2 separate regions of the Homo sapiens genome follow, and region 1 is linked to region 2. Evidence: chromatin loops called from intact Hi-C (ENCODE). Cell type or tissue: psoas muscle. All regions are shown on one strand. Region 1 has its middle 34 kb from the start of TMEM50B. Region 2 has its middle 30 kb from the start of LINC01548.

What was found. Hi-C counts contacts between places; a loop is a spot of excess contacts. Peaks named below come from ENCODE experiments on the same cell type or tissue, not always from the same donor. Only the 100,000 strongest peaks of a DNase experiment are listed, where the experiment ranks them.
Region 1: it touches region 2 in a loop (5-fold over the local background); 99 of 110 quality-filtered maps call a loop at or near these places.

What each region holds. Positions count from the first base shown.
Region 1 is chr21:33,444,331-33,446,830 of GRCh38, forward strand. It overlaps a transcript of TMEM50B not described here. Among named protein-coding and RNA genes, the nearest start is that of TMEM50B, 34 kb to the right of the region's middle. In psoas muscle, a CTCF peak has its summit at 1,152 (motif pointing left); a DNase peak (open chromatin) is centred at 1,211.
Region 2 is chr21:33,198,537-33,201,036 of GRCh38, forward strand. No RefSeq gene overlaps it. Among named protein-coding and RNA genes, the nearest start is that of LINC01548, 30 kb to the left of the region's middle. In psoas muscle, a CTCF peak has its summit at 1,416 (motif pointing right); DNase peaks (open chromatin) are centred at 395 and 1,415; H3K27ac peaks cover 1,200 bases.

The DNA of each region.
Region 1 (2,500 bases), 250 kb after region 2:
TGAGCTCAGGAGCTCCAGACCAATCTGGGCAACATGGTGAAACCGTGTCTCTACAAAAAATACAATTAGCCAGGCATGGTGGCGTGCGTCTGTAGTCCAAGCTACTCAGGAGACTGAGGAGAGAGGATCTCTTGAGCCTAGGAGGCAGAGGTTGCAGTGAGCCGAGCTCACACCACTGCACTCCAGCCTGGGTGACAGAGCCAGACCCTGTCTCAAAAAAAAAAAAGGTTAATTTCTAAACTCACAACTTCCATGGTGGGAGGGAAGTACACTGATCACACTGAATAATGTTTTTGGCACCAGGAGTAGAAACTGTTGGAGCACAGACCTGTACTATAGTCCCAGCTACTCGGGAGGCTGAGGCTGGAGGGTCACTTGAGCTCAAGAGTTCCAGGTCGAAGTGTGCAATGTTCATGCCTGTGAAAGCCACTGTACTCCAGCCTGGGTAAAATAGTGAGACTCCATCTCTTTACAAAAAAAAAAAAAAAAAGAAAGAAAAAGAAACAAAAGAAACTGCTGGCTGGGTGCAGTGGTTCATACCTGTAATCCCAGCACTTTAGGAGGCTGAGGTAGGCAGATCCTTTGAGCCCAGGAGTTCGAGACCAGCCTGGGTAACATGGTGAAACCCCATCTCTACAAAACATTAACAATTAGCCAGGATGTAGTGGCATGCACCTGAGCTACTTGGAAGGCTGAGGTGGGAGGATCGCTTGAGCCTGGGAGGTGGAGGGTGACAGAGTGAGACCCAGTCTCAAAAAAAAAAAAAAAAAACCAGAAACTGCTGCTGGAAAAGAGCACAATTTACATCCTTTTTGGAGAGCTCTCTGGTTTTATGTCTAGACCTCTGGGGTGGGGAAGAGGTCAACATGCTCCCCAAATCAAAGACCCAGCACTCTCTACACTGGCATAATCCATGAGGGTCTAGGCAGCCTGTCCTGCCATACTTACTCAAAGAAATTTAAAATATCCTATCTGCCACAGCTGAAAGAATTGAAGAGGCATTTACTGCTATCCAAAACCCTAAGTAAAATTACTTAAGCTGTGATAAAAGTGCTACAAAAAAATGCTCTGGCAGGCTCTAAACTTGGAAGTCTTGTTTTTCTTAGCATGGCATGCCACCTTGTGGCAAAAAGCTAAAAAGTCATCAGATGAGAAAGGAAACATCCCTTCAAAAGTCATCATAAGAAATGCCGGGCACGGCGCCTGTAATTCCCTGCACTTTGGGAGGCCAAGGCTGGCGGATCGCTTGAGGTTAGAAGTTCGAGACCAGCCTGGCCAACATGGCAAAACCCCATCTCTACTAAAAATACAAAAACAATTAGCCAGGCGTGGTGGCATGTGCCTACAATCCCAGTTACTTGGGAGGCCAAGGCACGAGAATGGCTTGAACCCAGGAGGCTGAGGCTGCAGTGAGCCACTGCACTCCAGCCTGGATGACAGAGTGAGACTCTGTCTCAAAAAAAAAAGGAAAAAAAAAGCCTACTTGTGTGAATCACTTATTATTTCCAGGAACTTTGTTAAGCATTTCCTCAGATTAATTCTCAAACATACTTACAGACAGGGAAACAGTCTTGCAGTCAAATAGCTAATAAATGGCAGTGCCAGAATAAGGGAATAAGGGAGAAGTAAACCAACCTAAACTTAAATCCATAGGCCTCCGAGAATCCCAGCGCCCAAACCACAACTGTCTAGTAACAACGCAATTGGAAGAATTCTTCCTACTGTGCCCTCCTGCCACCATTTTTATTCCCCATAATCAGGCTGGCCACAGGCTTTTCCCAAAGCCAGCCATGCCCACACCTAAACATTTTCCTCTCCTTTTGTTAATTCCCTGTGTTCTATCTATTCTAAAGCCACCATAGCAGCACTTTCCCCAAATTACATTTTTCTTTTATTTTTTTTATTTTTTATTTTTTATTTTTTTTTGAGACAGTCTTGCTCTGTTGCCCACACTGGAGTACAGTGGCTTGATCTGAGCTCACTGCAGCCTCTGCCTCCTGGGCTCAAGCAATTCTCCTGCCTCAGCATCCCAAGTAGCTGGGATTACAGGCATGTACCACCATACTTGGCTAATTTTTTGTATTTTTAGTAGAGATGGGTTTCACTATGTTGGCCAGGCTGATCTCGAACTCCTGACCTCAAGTAATCTGCCCGCCTCGGACTCCCAAAGTACTGGGAGTACAGGCGAGAGCCGCTGTGCCTGGCCCCAAATTACATTTTTCAACATGTTCCAGGAGATAAATTTCCAAGTCTCAGTAATAGAAAACACCATATAATTGACACCCTCCTCCTAAAGACATACAATACACACACACACACACACACAAAAAAAAAAAAAAAAAAAAAAACCTCTAAGAAAGAAAAGAACTTTACAGAATTTTAAAAAGGTGTTTTGGAGCCTAGTGTGGTGATTTGCACCTCTAGTCCCAGCTACTCAGGAGGCTGAGGCAGGAGGATCACTTGAGCTCAGGAATTCAAGACCAGCCTGGGCAACATAGCA
Region 2 (2,500 bases):
ATGGAACAAGACACTAGAGTTGGATTGACCCTTTGGGGAAGGAGAAGTTACGATATGACATCTAAACCGCAAGGAAGATGCCAGAAAAAGAAAGAATAATATATTGTGTAAGCAAGCAATTTCTTAATTTTAAACGTGTTTTTATATTCAGGTGAAATTGTTTTATTCAAGGTTGAATGACTACTAAGTTGCAGCTAATCAGAAGTTGAGAAAGAAATGCTTGGCAGTTGGAATCCAGTTTTTGCACATAATCAGAACCAGTACTGTCAGTTTCATGGCGTCTCAAAAGCTAAGACTGAGAAGGAAAAAGGGAACAGAGCCGGCCTTGTCACACCACAGACGGGAGCAGAAGTGCAGAACTGTCCCCATGGCATGTGTTCAAAAGAGTATCGTGTAGCAAACCCTAACCACAGCAGCAGTGGCTGAGCTAATCCTGGCTGGATCCCAGTAAGGCCCTTCTCGAGTCCCAGCAATGACGATGGTAGATTAGCAATCTCTTCTCAATGTGTCAATATCATCTATGTTTCTACCCTGCTAGCCTCCTCTTTTCCTTCTTTCTACCCCACCCTCAATTAACCATGCCTCCTCTTACAATTTCTAGTCTGCAAGAGACTAGGACAATAGAGAATCAAAAACTAGGGTAGAAACACAGAGGCTGCTGTGGTTAGCGCTTGCTGCGTGATAGATAGGTTTGGTTTTGTAGCAATAACACAAGGCGGAAAGTGATAGAAAATTCAACATTCTAACTGCAATTCACCAAATCTTATCTCCAGACTTGCGGTGTTTATAGTTTCAGCAACACAACCTGACTGCCAGGAGGAGAGTGAGGATAATAGCATGAATCCGACTGACAAGGAATATGTCTTGGAGAGCCGTGAACCATACCAGGAAGAGATTTTTTGCTTATAAGAGCATATTTGTTTGTGGGCTCTTTCCAGGAGCAATAGACTAAGTTGAAGATGTTTTATAAAAAGATAGTTTTATAGAACAGATATTAGGAAACTATTTTTTTATGATGACACACGGATCTTCAGCCTTGAGACTGTATCTTCCAGCCTGGTTGATCCTTCTGCACTGGTTGGTACACAGTCACTTCCCTGAATGTCCCCATCTCAATCCTCCCCACACTACCCTGTCCACTGAGTCCCACCCCAGGACCATCCCCAGCCCAGCCTCACAGTCCAGCATCCACAGGGTTAATGGCAGACACAGTAGAGAGCCGCAACAGTTGCTAAATATTGTCAATATCAACCCTGATTACAGGCGATCGATTCTACAAAGAACTCTACAAAGATTCTACATTCTTTATTCTATATAGATTCTGTAAAAGAAGAATCTAAGCACTTTGTTCTGCACCGTCCAAACATGAGTCATTGTTTTCAGGGCATCATTTGGCTTTTAACACAAAGACCCAGCAGAGGGAGCCGTTTCCTAACATGAAAGGAGCTATAGGCCCTGCTAAGACAGCAACTGTTATTAGTATTATTCCACTAGAGCTGCCATAGAGGGGTGACGTCAACAACAGAAATGTATTTTCTCACAGTTCTGGAGACTGGAAGTCTGAAATCAAGGTGTCAGCAGAATTGGTTCCTTCTGAGATCTCTCTTCTTGGCTCATAGATGGCGGATTTCTGAGTCTTCACATGGTCACCCCTCTGTGTCTGTGTCCTAATCTCCTCTTCCTATTAGGACATCAGTTATATCAGATTAAAGCCCCCTCTCCCCATGACCTCGTTTTACCTTAATTACCTTCCTAAAGGCCCTTTCTCCAAATGCAGCCACATTCTGAGAGGTACTGGGGGATAGGACTTCAACATATAGATATTTGGGCTTCAATATATATATATATATGAATCCTATCCCCCAGAGGCACTGAGGGATAAGACTTCTATATATAGTAGCCTTTCAAACATGTATACATTTCAAAATGTTTTTCTGTTGTTTTCTATAGGTTAGATTGCCCATTGTGTTGACTCCCATAATAAGTCAATGGTTTAAAGTCTTTGTCCTACCACCACATTGGCACACATCCATGGTGTGCTCAGATGGGAAGAAATTCAGACCTGAGTCCCTGCCTTCAGCAGATCCTGCAAGTTCACATATCTAGATATAGAAGGAAGTCTTGAAGATAGACACATGCAGGGTGGCTGGCAGCCATCTGCAGAGGCCACCAAATGGAGAATGGCAAATGTTAAGGACAAGATAGTGGAGCCATTCCAGACATCTTTGAAACCAGTCTTATAGACTCTCCTCCCTCTGATTCCCCCCTCTCCTGTCCCAACTTTACACACCCAAGGCCTGGCAGTTCTGCTGATTGGCTAGCCTGGATTTGCACAGAGAACAACTCACTGGACCAGATGTGCTTCATCAACCCCACGGTTAGACAATAGCATTCTGACTACAGTGGCGCATCCTCAGCCTCCCCAGGCAAACAGATTCTTGTCCCATACATCCCTTACTTACAGCCTTGGAGCTGGGATGATGGCGGTTACCCTTATCAT